2 separate regions of the Mus musculus genome follow, and region 1 is linked to region 2. The links are chromatin loops, found by intact Hi-C in ENCODE. Cell type or tissue: heart. All regions are shown on one strand.

Region 1 (8,000 bases), 180 kb before region 2:
TGTAGTTTGCTTTTCCTTCCTGCTTCTGTGTATTCCCAATTTTCTGGAAAAGTAAACTTCATGACTGCAATGAAAAAAAATTTGTTCAAAATTTAAAAGTATGTAAGTTTCTGGACAGTAGTGGTGCACGCCCTTAATCCCAGCACTTGGGAGGCAGAGGCAGACGGATTTCTGAGCTCAAGGCCAGCCTGGTCTTCAGAGGACAGGACAGCCAGGACAGCCAGGGCTATACAGAGAAACCCTGTCTCGAAAAAAAAAATGTATGTAAGGTAAAGTTTTTTGTTTATACTTATATGCAATCTATATATTTATTGTATACTTTTATAATGAAAAAAAAAACTTAGATTCAAATACAGTATGTATATGAGCCTGAGCTGCTTGTCTACAAAATAAAGGGACCTATGTTATTTTTAAGATTCCATTCAAGATTCATCTTGTAGTTTTGGCCCTTTTACTACTTTTTAAAATTATGTTTGTATATTTAGTATGTGTTTGTGTTGACCCACATGTACTAAAGTACTTGTGTCAAAGTGAGAGGACAAATTGAAGGAGTTGGAGTTGGTTCTTTCCTTTCACTATGTGGGTTTCAGATATCAAAGTTGGATTGTTAAGCTTCGTGCCAAGTGTTTTGATCCCACTAAGCCATCTTACCAGACTGTCCCATTCAAACATTGAGATGATATTGAAAATTTTCAAAAAGATAGGCAAGATGGATGACCCAGCAAATAAAGCCACTAACACCCAGCCTATAATAATGACCAGAGTTCATTTCTTGGAACCCATATAATGGAGGAAGAAAACTGATTCCTCAGGTTGTCCTCTGATTTCCATATGTATATCTCTCTCTCACACATGCGCGCACGCACGCGCGCACACACACACACACACACACACACACACGAAAAAATTCAAAATAAAGGCTGGGTCTGATGGTATATGCCTTTTTTTTTTCCCCTCCGAGACAGGGTTTCTCTGTATTGCCTGTCTATCCTGGAACTCACTCTGTAGACCAGGATGGCCTTGAACTCAGAAATCCGCCTGCCTCTGCCTCCCAAGTGCTGGGATTAAAGGTGTGCACCACCATTGCCCGGCATGTATTTTTTGTATGTGTATATTTTTCTTAAGTATTGATATACTTGAGAACTTGACAGTATAAATTTTTAGTAATCCCATTTTGTAAGACCAATTACTGTGACAAGACCCTTCCAGCTATTTTAAAGTGATTACTAATATATATTTTCATACATCTACACACAAGTAGATATTCACTTAAAAATATTGAAGATTCCACCAAGAGTACTTTTATGTTAATATCTGTAGAAATATGTTTATATTTGACTGTACCATGATAAACCAGTGCAGGCTGGATTAGTTTAAGTAAAATAAAACACTAATTTTACCTTTAAAAAAAAGCATTGAAGAAAACTATTCTTTTAAAGTATTTTATTTTCTAATTAATAGATACAAAGAAAGTTCTACAGAAACACAGATTATCAGGAAATTGCAACATGGTGACATTTCAACTGGAATTTGAGGTTCTGGAAATGGAGGTAACTGTAGCTTGCTGTGATAACAGATTTTTTCCCTATGAGAAACAGTTCCTATCCACTTCATTCACTTCAGTGTCACCCTCAGCATTACCAATGTGACCAAGAAAATACAGTGTGGAGTTTCAAAGTTGAACAAAATACAGTTGTTGATTCAAAATACATTTTTCTCTTTTTTTGCATTTTTATTAGGTATTTAGCTCATTTACATCTCCAATGCTATACCAAAAGTCCCCCATAACCACCCCCCCCACTCCCCTACCCACCCACTCCCCCTTTTTGGCCCTGGCGTTCCCCTGTACTGGGGCATATAAAGTTTGCGTGTCCAATGGGCCTCTCTTTCCAGTGATGGCCGACTAGGCCATCTTTTGATACATATGCAGCTAGAGACAAGAGCTCCGGGGTACTGCTTAGTTCATAATGTTGTTCCACCTATAGGGTTGCAGTTCCCTTTAGTTCCTTGGGTGCTTTCTCTAGTTCCTCCATTGGGGGCCCTGTGATCCATCCATTAGCTGACTGTGAGCATCCACTTCTGTGTTTGCTAGTCCCTGGCATAGTGTCACAAGAGACAGCTATATCTGGGTCCTTTCAGCAAAATCTTGCTACATTTTTCATGTCAAAAGTTGTGTTCTTATTAGTGGGGCTGCTTAAGATTCAAATAAAATATTTTAGCTTCACTTTAACATACTTTTGTTACCATAGGCCACTGAAATTCAGAGCAAGAAAGTGTTAGGCACAGCTAACAGGTTTTTCTGCGTAAATGTACTTTAGGGATACAGAAAGATATGAGAAGAACTGTTAACATTCTTTGGAAGACTACAAAGAGACTGTATTGTTGTTCACTTTTAAATTATGCAGGCATTTGATGACTGCCTGGTTTTGCTAATAATGTGCTGCAGAAAGTGGCTTCCCTTGGCTCTGTTGAGAGCACTCATTGTCTCTCTGAGCCTTTTAGATTTTATGACTCTTAAAGAATCACTCTCAAGTAAGATGTTGGAAAGAATTGCAGATAGTTGTGGAATTAACAGGACCTGAGGGATCAGATATATAGTCCTTGCCAATAGTTATAGTTATTGGTTGGAAAAAGGGGGACAAGGGCCTTTTAAAATTTTGTTACTTAGAATTCTGATAAAATGAAATCTTCTGTTTTTGTTTTACTTTAGTGGAGTTTATATGTTTGTGTATAGAGGGATAAAATCTTGCTATGAACCTTGTTCAACTTGACCTTAAACTTATGTTCCATCTGCTTCAGTCCCCTAAGTATTTGGATGCCAGTCGTGTGCTGCCACACTTACTGTGTAGGTACTAGAAGTCTTTTATACAATTACTAGGTGAGAAACTGAAGAGATGACTCAGCAGTTTAGAGTACTTGTTACTCTGAAACTGGGATCAGTTTCTGACATCACATAATAGCTCACAACTATCTGAAACTACAGTTCCAAAGAATTGATGTCCTCTTCTGCCTGAATGTACATGGTATACATGTAGGAAAAACACTCATATACTTAAAATAAATCTTTAAAAAATTAGAATTGCTAGGTCAATGGAAATGTACACAAAAATTTGATTGGTAAACTTAGATATCTTCTAAAATGGTTTTACCATTGTGCTGGTTAATTTTTAGTGTCCACTTAACACAACCTAGAATCAACTGGGAAGGAAGAGAGAATTTTGAGGTCATACTGGCCTGGGAGCATATCTGTGGGGGATTGTTTTGAATGATGTAGATGTCACTGTGGGTGGCACCATCCCTAGGCAGATGGTCCTGAACTGTATAAGAAAGACAGCTGAGCACAGCCCAGTGAGCAGCCCAATAAGCAGCATTCCTCCATGGTTTCTGTGGTAAGTTCCTGCCCTCACTTCCCTGCATGATGAACTGTGACCTGAAATTGTAAATTTTTTTTCTCTTACAAGTTGCTTTTGAAAATGTTGTTTATCACAGCAACAGAAAAGAAACCTAAAACAAACGGTTTTGTTTATTTTTGGTTTTGTTTGTTTGAGACAGGGTTTCTCTGTGTAGCCCTGGCTATCCTGAAACTAGCTCTGAAGACCAGGCTGGCCTTGAACTCAGAAATCTGCCTGCCTCTGCCCTCCAAGGGCTGGGATTCAAGATGTGTGTTGCCATTACCCTGCTTGTTGTATATGTTTTTACATTTAAAATTGCTAGGAAAAAAAATAAAGACAGAGAGAGCAGCAGTGTGTTGGTTATTCTTTCCCTAAAATCAAACATTCCACTAGAGGGAGACATTTAGCTGTCAGAAAATTAAAAGATTTAAATAACATGCTTATTATAAATGCTTATTTTTCCAAAATAAATATTACTACAATTTTAAACCAAAATGCTGGTCCTACTTAGGGTTACTAATGCAGTGATAAAACACCATGACAAAAGCAAGTTGGAGGAGGAAAGTTTGGTTTACACTTACACATCACTGTTCACCATCGAAGGAAGTCAGGCAGGGTAGGGTCCTGGAGGTAGGAGCTGATTGAAAGGCTGTGGAGGGTAACTGCTTCCTGGCTTAGGCACGGCTTGCTCATTCTGCTTTCTTATAGAAGCCAAGACCACTACCCCAGGGGTTGCATAGCCCACAGTAGTCTGGGCCCTCCCCCACAGATAACTAAGAAAGCTGCCTACAGCTGGATCATATGGAGGCATTCTCTTAATTGAGGTTCCCTCCTCTTGGATGGCTTTAGCTTTTGTCAAGTTGACATAATACTAACTGGCACAGTGCCCTTAAGTTCTATTAGTAGAATGTTTGAAACAAAGATGGGAAAATCTATGTAGAGAGTATGAGTCATTTCTTCTGTTGATGCAATTCTTGTCAAAGGTGTTTGGAACATAGAATTAATTTCCTCCAGTTGACTGAATGCTTGTGAATCGTTTTAAGACCATCAGAACAAGTGTGCACACAATATCAGCTTCCCATAGTCCTTGCAGTATAAGTCAGATGGGTGGGAGTTTGTAGGATGCTAAAGGGTATTTATATAACTTCTAACCTTGAAACAAAAGTGCTAAAAAGTAAGCACTTTTTAAATGAAGAGAATATTATTTCATCATGAAAGACTTTAAAAGTAACCCATTTATTTGAATATTTTAACCCAAATATTGAAATCTTAATATGTTGTCTTTCACGTTGGTGCAGATTTGTGAAAGCAAAGAAGGTATCTCTCAGCCCAGAAAGGCTTGACCCAAGAACTAAGGTGACTGACTACTAATCAACAGTAGCAAAAAGTCAACCTGAAACAGTGTCTTAACTCTTCTTTTTTTCTTTCTTTCTTTTTTTTTAATTTAGAAGCTGTGCATACTTTTTAAATGCTCAACAGCACCTGATTATTAATATAAACAGATTCCAGAATCAAGGCAGAGAAAGAAAACAATGGACTTTGTCTGCCATGTGACCCAGATGGGGCAGTGCAACCCAGATGGGAGTGTCTTAAGCTCTTAAGGGTCATGTCAATGTTAGATAAAGTAAGTGGCAGACAAAGGAGGAATAAGCAAAGTAAAGCAGATTTGTTAAGGAAAAATGAGACATTATAGAAAAGTTAGAGAACTCAAGAAAGGCAGAAAGTGCCAAGCTGTGTGTCTAGTGGCTGCTTCTAGGGCTTATGACAGAAACTGGACAGAGACTGAGATAATTTTGTTGCAGTTTGCTCATTCTCTAGGTATTCTCTCCTTGGGCCAAGCAGAAGGGGAGCAAACAGGCTCTGCATGATGACCACATACTCTTTGCCCAATTATGGTAGTGACTGCTCACTGAAGCCCATTTCTGACCATGTTTAAGTTTCTTTATTAGTGTCCAACCTTTTTGGATCTGCTGGCTGCCACTAACTTTGGCTACCATTGCAAGTTGCTCACCCTGCATCTGTTGCTGGGTCCAACTCTGTCTTCCATTATGCTGCCTGTTGATTGAATTCTTTGTATCTATCCATGCTGATTTGACCACCTAGCAGTTTAACCACAGACTTTTCCCCTCACTGCCTATGAGAAACTGACTCCTGTCTTAAAAGCATATACAGTTTGCAAAATTAATATCTTTCTAAATATTTTTGGTGATAAACTGATAGGGATAAGGTTGAGACAAGGTCTCTCACACTGTAGCCCAGGCTTATTTAGAACTCACCATGTAGCCCAGGCTGGTCACTTACTTGTGCCAGTCCTCCAGCTTCAGGACTCAGGAATGCTGGCATTGCAGGTATGAGCTACCACACCTGATTCTGGGGCTCCTTTCTTAGGTATTTCTATTCCTAGTTCTTAAGTTAACAAAAATTCGCTGAGACCTCCTATTAAAAGAACATGATAGAAAAAAGTGACCTGTTCAGACTGCAAGGATGTTAAGGTCAGGGGTGTCTATAAGGCCATTTCCCTTATTTATCAGTTCAGAAGTGACATGGTTAACAGGACCAATGGCAGGGCAGAAGTTAGCTTCATGCTGGCTAAACACACACTACAACTTGGTAAGAGATGTGCAGGTTAGGGCACTGAATCCCAAACTGACCTGCCTGTGCTGATGAGTGAAAGACCAAAATCTAACACACACGCACACACGCACATGTGCAGGGAGGGAGAGAGGGAGTTTTGTTTCCCCCTAGCCTTTCTATGTTTTCTTTTTAAAGATTATATTTATTTACTTACTTATTTACTTTACTTTGTGTGTGTGTATGCCATGTCTGTGCTTGGTGCCCATGGCGTCCAGGAGGCAGCATTGGATCCTGTGGAATTGGCATGAAAGAGGCCGTGACTCATCGTGAGGGTGCAGAGAACTGAAGGGAGGTTCTCTGCAAGGGCACACACGCTGTTAACCCTTCAATATCCTATTTTTTTTCCTTAAGATAATTTTTTAAAATAAAGCTACATTGAGATAAACCTTTTATTTTTTCCTCTTTTTTTCAGCCCTAAGGAAGCATTAATCTGCTTTTTATTTATTTCCTACTTTGAATATTTCATGGAAATGGAAACACATGACATTTGGTTTCTTGTGTCTGCCTTCATTTTTATTTATCATGTTTTCAAGGCTCACTTGGTAATAGCATGTGTTAGTACTTTGGTGGGGCAGAAGTAATATTCCATATGCAGATGTACTGCTTTTTGCCCATTTCTGCAGTTGGTGAAGTTGTTTTCTCTTTTGGACGTTCTGACTACTGCTGTATAAACACTCGTGGGAAGGTTTCCAGTGGTTATGTGGGTTTGTTTGGCTGTATGACTAGGGTCAAATGGAACTGCTGGGTAGTGATGGTGTGTCCATCATTTCCTCTGTGAGTCTGATGAGACCCACATAGGTAAGAACTTACATGTTTAATACAGTGTATTAACCCCTGACAATTAACAAATGAGAAAAATTAAATTTAACATTTTCAGACCAATATGACTATCAATTTCTGTATAGTGCCAAACTGAGATACCTTATTTCAAAGTTGGCAGCGTAGCTAAAGTTGACAAGGATCCATATTGTAATATGTGTATATACATATTTGTATATGTATATATATTTATTTAAGGGACAATGATAATAGTATGTTATGTATCAATAGATTACTATTTGTATATTGCTTTGGAGAAATTTCTATTCAAGTCCTTTGTCCAATTTTTTTTTTAAGATTTATTTATTTATTATATGTAAGTACACTGTAGCTGTCTTCAGACACTCCAGAAGAGGGAGTCTGATCTCCTTACGGATGGTTGTGAGCCACCATGTGGTTGCTGGGATTTGAACTCCAGACCTTTGGAAGAGCAGTCGGGTGCTCTTACCCACTGAGCCATCTCACCAGCCCCTCCTTTGTCCAATTTTTAATTATGTTGTCTGTAAAATTTGAGTTGTAAGACTGTCTCTGGAATATCACTAGGCGTGCTTATGCACTCCTTCAATCCCAGCTCTGGGAAGCAGAGGCAGGTGGATCTTTGTGAGTTTGAGGCCAGGCTGGTGAGCTCCAGAACAGCCATGGCATGCACCATGACCACCCTACAGATAATTTGAATTTTTATGTAATTATATTTGCTAGTTATTTCCCTATTATTTGTTTGGTTGGAAGTTTATAAAATTTCATTTCTCCTGATATTTATGGTGTCGATATTCAATTTAAGTAATGAATTTGGAAATCAATTTAGGTATTAGTAAGTACTGAATATATCATTTAATTTACTTGATAAATAGCCAATATCTTATAATTTCTTGTCAATTTTTGATTTGCATATTTTCAAATATTCTTGTCTTAGAGATAGTCTGCTCTTGAACATAAACTTTTTATCTTTATTTTAGACTAAAGAGAAAAAATCTTCGATTATAACTGACCTCAGCATAATAATGGAGCCCACAGAATATTCAGAATTAAGTGAATTTGCATCTAGGTGAGCTGTTTTACAAATTTTTAAAAAATAATTTATTTTTGTGCATTGAAGATTTGCCTGCATTTATGTCTGCCATGAGTATGTCAGATGCCCTGAAACTGGAGGTGGAC
Region 2 (8,000 bases):
GCCATACAAAATCAGGAAGGCATGGGATGTGACCTATAGCCTATCATCTTGTTTGCACAGGATTGGCTGTCACTCCGATTCCTTTACCCTGGTGTCACCAGTTGGTTATCCATGCTTGCTTTCTTGTCTCTTATTAAAAGTCCCCAATTCTTCGGTTTAGAAATGCTGTTGTAATGTAATTCCAATATAGTATATCTCTTACAAATTTAACAACCTTTCCCCCGCCCCCAGTTCTTCCGAAATCTGTATAGACAGGAGGTGCATAAAGGAGAGGAGACCAGGAAATTAAGAGTAGGGCCCACCCTTTGGGCTCTGCACTTGGAAAATGTTTGGCAACAATCCCTAAGGAGGTTCTGAGCCGTCCACAGGGTTAGATGACCACAGATCACACCCAGGCTGGACGGAGCTGTCCTGGAGCTTCATGATTTTGCTCATGAGCGTTGGTGCTGCGATGACATTGTGACTTTCCTGGGTTCATGGCCCATATGAGCTTGGAATGGAGAATGTTGTAATTGTTGGCTTATCTGAGCAACATTTAGCATATGTTTGTAAAGTCCCTCTGGATAAGCAGCATTACCATGACCTCTTTGGCTGATCCCAGTTATGTGGATGGTTCCAGCAACAGTCCTGAGCAGCTAGCTCTCTATCTCTCTCTCAACACCCAACTTACTCTACTGATGACATGGGACCCTGTCGAGAGTCAGATGAATGAGGTGTGACATTTCCTGAGCCATTGTGGAGCTGTGCCCATTGTTCTTACAACCCAGAAGACTTAGTGCAGATTTCATGGCCGGGCCAGTGTTTTGTGTGTGTGTGTGTGTGTCTCAGGTCACAGGACCAAGTCCAGGAAAGTTAGTATAATATGGTTTGGAGGATGTAATCTGGCAACAAGGCTACTTCATTCAGCTCTGTTTGCATTGCTTAATGGAATGTTTACTTGAAAAGACAGTTCTAGAAAAAGTAACTTTAAAGTCCACAGACAGTCAGTTCTTCCATTCTCTGTATAATTAAAGGATTTACAGGCTGACACTGGCTGTCCATTCTGACAGTCTGGGGCAGAGGTCAGCATTTGAGTTAGATGGTACGTGCTGTGCTTTCCCTCTGGTGGTTCTGCTAATCTGAAATTTTCCAAAATGGACTTCTGATGCTGGAGGGGGGTGGATCTGTCAGTTCAGAAGATTGTGATGATACGACCTCTTTTCCAAATTACTCTAGAATGGCTAACCTTTCACTGAAACAGTCCATTGGAGTGTGAGCCTGATTCACTTGCCTCACTGACTAAAAGGACCATGGTACCTGCCAGCCTTGCCTTGGGCCCTGAGTCAGATAAGCTCTGTCAGATGGATGCTACATCTTGTCCACTCTTGATGTTTAGAGTTTTCGAGTTAAAGTTAACACTTTTAACCCTGTAATTGCCTCTCCAGGTGTGCCTTTGTGACCTGAGAGTCTGGTGAAAGGTGCAGAGGCACTTTGGTGTTTGAGAAATGGTCAAGAGAGTAGAGTCAGTGATTCAGCAACATGGAGAGGTGTCCTGAGATGTGCACCAGAGATGATACAAGTTTGTTTGTAGCATCTGTGTGCACAGATAGGCAGAGAAGTGGCTGCTAGTGTGTGGCCCAGTGTGCCTTTTCTTACTCTTTCCACTCAGAGGTATAAACTAAGTAACAAAACTGTAAGAAGGCTGTCTGTTACTAATCCTATTGGCTTCTTGGAGAGTTGTTTCCACAACAGGGCAATGGTGTGCAACATGAGCCACAACGTTTAGCACCAGTTTCTCCCTGTTCCCCGCACTCCCTCCCCCAGGGCAAGAACCTGTAAGAACTAAGGAGCAAGTTGTGACAGATGGGAACAATGAGGTTCGGGGTAAGTAGTGATCATAATGAGCTACATGTCACAGAGAGAGCAAGGGACTGGTGCTGCTGCTGTTAGGTAGACAGGTAGAGAGCCAGCCCCTGATGCAGAGAGAGCATCAGAAACAAAGCTCATAGCAGTTGCCAGAGGTGCCAACTTGTGCACCTAATTCATCAAGATGTGATACAGGGCTTGTGTTGGAGTCTGAAGGGACCAAAGAGAGGGGACAGTATGAGCAGCTGAGTCATTGGAAGGGGACTCGTTCTGGTTTGGGCAGTTCAGTTTTGGTCATATGGGAAGTGTCCTTGTGAGGGAGGCACTGTGTGCAGGGTGAGGAGTTTGATAGCATCAGCTCGGTAGCCACATGCAGCTTCTGTCAATTCAAAACTATTTCCAAGTAAGCAACAGCTGAGGCTCACAGTTGAAAAGTGATTGTCCAGCCAACAAACGACTGAGCTGAGAGCCAAAGCCCATTGTCCCTGGCAGAGGCTGTGCTGGCACAGCAGTCATTGTGGTTTGAGTGGGACTCTTATCGAAGCTCCATTATCAGTTATCTTGGCTTTGGTTTGAATTTGCATTTGCTTAATGACCAGTTGTAACTTTAATTCTTTCAATTCTCATCTTTAATGATGGTTCTTAAATGTGTTAAACTTCCCTTGTAGCCCAGCCAGAGGTAGTGGGGAAGAAAGGATACAGGGGAAGTGGACCTGTTTAGAAAGTTTCCCTGGAGCAACTCCTGTTGTGTTGTCTGGAAATCAGCAGTTTAGTTCACAGGTTAGCAGGCAGTGGCAAACAATTCACAGATATACCAGCAGTCCAGTTCATTAGTCAGGATAGCAACCGCGGTGACACGACCTAGCAGAGACAGCCAGGCCTCAGCCTCTGCTCAAGTCAGCAGGAGGAAGCAACAGGAACACCAGGAGAAGTTCTCAGCTGTGCCTCTCTGAGGGAAGCTAAGATCAGCAACGACCCATGAGCTTTATACAGCTAGCTCTATACACAAGTCAAGCCCTCTCTCTTCATCACTCCATGGAGTCCTATTTATACCTTCCAAACATCACGTGTCCTCCATGTGCCTTGCCTAAGCATGGCTCTTGCCTCCACTCGAGAATCCAATCAGCCCGAGTCCAAGGAAGCAGCAACAAACTGCAGCCACCACCAGAAGGTCTTGATACATTTCTCTGTATGGAGCCCCAACAAATGCAGCTCAACTACACAGTGTAAGGTGGAACAATACATGCCTATCCTTAGCAAAGAATCCTTCAGCACATGTCCTTTCACATGCTTGCTCTAGCAAAACAGCCTCTTCTCCTTTTTCTGCTTCAGTGAAACGTTCTTTCATGTGCTTGCCCCAGCAAAACACCATCCAACTTTCCAAGGAACCCTTAAGTTCCCACTTGAGCTAGGGATGGTCCTTTCCTTGCCATATTCTTGTTTGACTGGCTTTATCCTTTCTTAGTCCTTTAAAAGTGAATTGTCGTCTTTGAAATAGGACCAGTCCAGGCTGGCATTGAACCTTTCATCTGCCTGCCTCAACCTCCATGGACTAGAAAGGCTGAGCTTATAGGTGTGCATCAACACTTCAGCTGTTGATCTTACTATTAGCTATAGATGTTCTTTACGTATTTTTTTAATATTGTCACTTAGTATAAGGCTTCCCTGTGTCTTTAAAATGGCTTTTAAGAGTTTTCGATTGTGAAGAAACCAGTACCAAAGAGACAATTTATCTTTCTCCTGTAGTCGCTGCTTTTCACTTTGTATCTGATAAACCTTTGACTAATGTAAGATTCAGAGGTTTGCTACTGTGGCTTTCTAGGTCCACAGTCTCAGCTCTTTACATTATATCTCTGAACCACCTGTTCGTTTAACCTTTTGTGTGATGTGAGACAAGGGCTGAGGTTCCTTTTGGGGGAGGGAGGACTGAGACAGGGTTTCTCTGTGTAGTCCTAGCTGTCCTGGAACTTGCTCTGTAGACCAAGCTGGCCTCAAACTCACAGAGCTCTGCCTGCCTCTGCCTCCTGAGTGTGGGATTAAAGGCATGCACTACCACAGCCCCAAGGTTCTGTATATAAAGAAGCCCGGTTGTCCTGGCATTGGTCCCTGAAAAATCAGGAAGAGTTTGACCATACGGCACCCATCTGGCAGCTAACCACCATCTGCATGTGCAGCTCTAATTCTAGGGAATCTGATGCCCTCTCCTGGCCTACAGTCATCAGGAGTGCATGTGGTGCACAGACATACACACAGGCGAAATACCTATATATATTAAATAAAAATAGCTGTGCATATATGGAAGTGCATACTTGTAATCCCAGCACCGAGAAAGGGACAGGAGGCTCTCTGGAGCTTGCTGGTACGCATAGCTAGTAGCTAAATGGGAATCACCAAGTCTCAGTTAAAAATGTGTAGTGCTCTGTGCTCTTAGAGAGGACCCAAGTTTGGTTCCTAGCACTCATATCACATGGCTTACCACTACCTATAACTTCAGCTCCAGGGGTCCAGTGTCATTGCCCTCAGAGGTACCCACATATGTACATATAAGTACATACACACACATACTTTGAATTAACAATAAACTCCTTTAATTCCAGCACCTTTGGTGCAGAGACAGGCCAATCTCTTGAGTTCAAGGCCATCCTGCTCTACAAAATGTTTAATTCCAGGCCAGACAGAGCTAGTGTGAAACCCTGTCTCTAAATAATGATGGAGCCAGGCATGGTGGTAGAGAACTTTAATCCCAGCTCTCTGTGAGTTCAAGGCCAGCCTGGTCTACATAGAGTTCTAGGACAGCCAGGGCTACACAGAGAAACCCTATCTTGAAATCAAAAACAAGGTTAAAAACAAGCCATGTACCTAGTTAACAGATACAAGAAAAAGTTCATATTATAGGATTCTATTTGTCTAAAGTATCTGTAACAGGAAATCTATAACAGAAAATATGTTAATGGTTGCCAATTCTGTGCTGGGGACACTTAAAGACCAGAGAGGTTCTCTACAAAGCAATGAAAACATGGGGGAATTAGAAAGTGGTATAATTGTACTGCCTTGGAAATATAAAATTGTGTGTTCTAGTTGTTTTATTATGCTGTATTTGTGCACTTTGAATTATGAGGTTTAAAAAAAATTCCATTGTTCAGGCATAATCTTCTGAAGTCAGGATAAACTGACATCTGCGGACATCCGGACTGCCCATGGGATTGCCCTGTTCATTGGCTGCTGCAGGAACTTAGTTGAAGGGGAGGTGATGTTATGGTATTGAGCCACTGTAGCTGAAGCATAGTACAAGGCAGGCTGCCTGTTAAAATACAGCCCCTCTGTACTCCATCAGCCAGTGCCATAGTACTAAGTGTCAAATATGAGCCGGGCTGGATATCAAATGACCAGCGTGCACACACACACATCCATTTATCTATCATAAACACCAGGGCTTAGGGTTTTGCTTTTTGGGTTTTTTCCCCCTCATGCAAATTCTACCATGTGGCACACAGCTGAGTAAACTCATGGCTGCAACCTTCCTCAGTGGCCCTCAGGCCCAGCGTTCTGGAGAGCCTGGGGCCCTAGAGTGGAGGCACTAACAGCTGGTTAGTATGCATGAGGCCTCTCTAACAGCCACCTCCATAACACAGCCTTCCTGATGACATCTGCAGACACACAGGCTTCTATTGTCCTCTCTACACCAGAGCCCCTGGTGACATGAAGAACACACCTGTGCATGAGACAGAACATGTCCAAGATTGTCCTTCCAGGGCCTGGCCAGAGAGAGGTGTTTCCCCTCTCTGGGCTTTGGCTTGACTGATGGAAGAATGAGACCTATGTTTCCATATCAGGTGGACAGTTTCTGATGAACCTTTTGTTCTCTTACTGGTTTTCATGGAATACACTTTGTAAGTCAGGGACCATAATTAACTCTTTCCTGCCTGCTTAGTCTACTTCCTTATCAAAGTCGAATATAGTGAGAACTCAAATTTCCTGTCACTCTTAAACCTAGCTGATCCCCAGCTTCAAGAACAGTGCATAGTCTGATTATTTTTCAGAGCTCCTCTGCCTTCCCCCCAGTCTTCTATGCCCTTGTCATTAAGAATAACACTTTATTAGTATCTATAATAAGAAGATAGCTGTTCTTGGGGGTCCACCCAGGCTGTCAGCTTTTAGTTCCTTCCTAACTGTCCACTGTGTTCCGGAGTTGAGGTGACCAGGCAAAGAATGAAGCTGGAAATGCAGCAACCTTAACTTAGTGCAGGGGAGCCCTTGCAGTCTTAGCTTTCCAGAAGCATGGGGTTGAGTGGCTGCCCTCTGCCCAGTGTCAGCATTTCTGTCTTTGTCATTAAAAACTAAGTAAACTTTTTAGTGAAAGCATCTAATTTGAGCCTTCCTTTTGCTCATTCGATAGTATGGCCCAGGGAGTGGAAATCAGCTCCCTCCTGCTTGGAGGCCAAGCCTCAGGCCCCGCCTTGGAGCCAGCCCAAGCCCCAGTACTCCCTTGAGTCTCATGTGCTGCCGCCAGGCAGAGTCTGGAAGCCGAAATGCCACGTTCACACACACTCCTTTACATTCTTCGAACAGTTGTTAATAATTTAGAAGAGTCTGAGGTTTTAACATCAACCAGCACTTTCCACTGAAATCACTTAGGTATACATTTTCCTTCTAAAAACTTGTTTTGCTGAAATTAGTAATTATCTGTAAAGTACACCAGCCCACCCCTGCTTTGGAGCCTGGATGTGTTCTTTGTTGGTGGCTACATGCAGACGCTGGCAGCCTTGGCTTCCCATGTTAGCAGTAGCTTTCCAAGGGGGAGTATTCTCTGAAGGGTAGTGATACGTATTTGTCCCCCTGGAACTTTCTTCGATGAGCCCAAACTGCTTTAATCTAGCCAGTCTCTACACTCGCAGAAGGCTCTGCCCCCAGCCTCAGCCCTACCTCAGGGGCAGCTGCCCCTCAGTCCTTGCGTGACTTAGGCCACCCCTGGGAAACATGTCTTAAGGCACTGAGAAGATACACGGAAGGATCTTTCAAAGATCAGCCTTGAGGCCTTAAAATCTTGTGGTGAGGTCAATCTCAAGTCAGTAGTTTAGTCTATAAGCCTATCATCTATTTTGCACAAGCGAAGACAAAAAGTGGTCATCTGTTGTATTTGTCTTCTGATCAGATACTTGGAAAACAAACTTTGCTGTCATGGTGATATAAATGCATGACAGTTCTGATATGCTAGAGCCTCCTAGATCCTATTGTGGACAAGCATGGAGGCATGCCCGGAGCAGTCATTCATACTGAGGAAACCGTATCTGCTTATCTGTGACACTCACCCCATTTCTGTTCTCTACAGACAGAACACTGCATCCAGGACAGGTCTCACCATGAAGCTGACTCTTAACAAACCACATGCTTTGCCCTATCAGAGTGGGAGCCTGGTACCTCCACTGTAGTTGGGCACCTGGGTGGGGGCTAGCCCATGTCAAGGACAAAAAGCTTATCTGCGTGAGCTGTGAGGATGGACGGGATCCGTACCAATAATGGCATGTGTGACACTTCCATCTCAGGTGCTAAAGTGTTTCTCTTGGCTTTCAGGATGCTACTTCTAGAGGGATCTGACTGTAACATTTTCACATACAGGAGAAATACCCAGATACTGTATACCTCTTGGAGGGTACCTGTTCCCACTGCATGGAGATCCGCAGTACCAGACAGCCAGGGTAAGTCTGTGCATCTCGATACCCCTGGAACCAGGACTGTCCATAAGAGAGGCTAAGAAGCTACCTGAAGAGGACTAAAGAGTATCCAGTGGAGATGTGGGTGGCATCACAGGAGAAACCACCAACAGTGGGCAGGTAGACTGCTGTATAACCATGAAGGAAGGACAGTATCCATGGCTGGAGGATCTAAGTGCTGGCCTGGGGTTCAGAAAGAGACACTTCCCCTCAGGGACCTTGGGCAGCCAAGAGAAGGCAGAGGTGTGTGACTGCTGGCATGACAGAGACAGCAGGAGGAAGCCAAAGGTCCAGAGAGAACCCAAAATACCAAAACAGATGCCCCTCTACACCTAAGACCCTTGGAAGTACCCCACACAGCCACTGTCAGGCTTCTGCTGTTCATCTTCAGCCTGGCTTCATATTTGTACACGCCTGTATGTGTGTCAGGACCCAGGATCAACA

The links. A loop is a pair of places that touch in the nucleus more often than their neighbours do. Peaks named below come from ENCODE experiments on the same cell type or tissue, not always from the same donor. Only the 100,000 strongest peaks of a DNase experiment are listed, where the experiment ranks them.
Region 1: a loop joins it to region 2, with 2.6 times the contacts of the local background. A loop is called at or near these places in 14 of 42 quality-filtered maps.

What each region holds. Positions count from the first base shown.
Region 1 is chr13:49,641,116-49,649,115 of GRCm38, reverse strand. It overlaps Cenpp (centromere protein P), which reads left to right. Exons shown (of 8, transcript NM_025495.3): 3 at 1,462-1,550; 4 at 7,802-7,890. Among named protein-coding and RNA genes, the nearest start is that of Cenpp, 7.6 kb to the left of the region's middle. In heart, a CTCF peak has its summit at 3,784 (motif pointing right); a DNase peak (open chromatin) is centred at 4,095.
Region 2 is chr13:49,465,220-49,473,219 of GRCm38, reverse strand. Cenpp (centromere protein P) reads left to right here. Exons shown (of 8, transcript NM_025495.3): 6 at 7,462-7,541. Among named protein-coding and RNA genes, the nearest start is that of Ecm2, 36 kb to the left of the region's middle. In heart, a CTCF peak has its summit at 4,070 (motif pointing left); DNase peaks (open chromatin) are centred at 2,169, 5,509 and 6,309.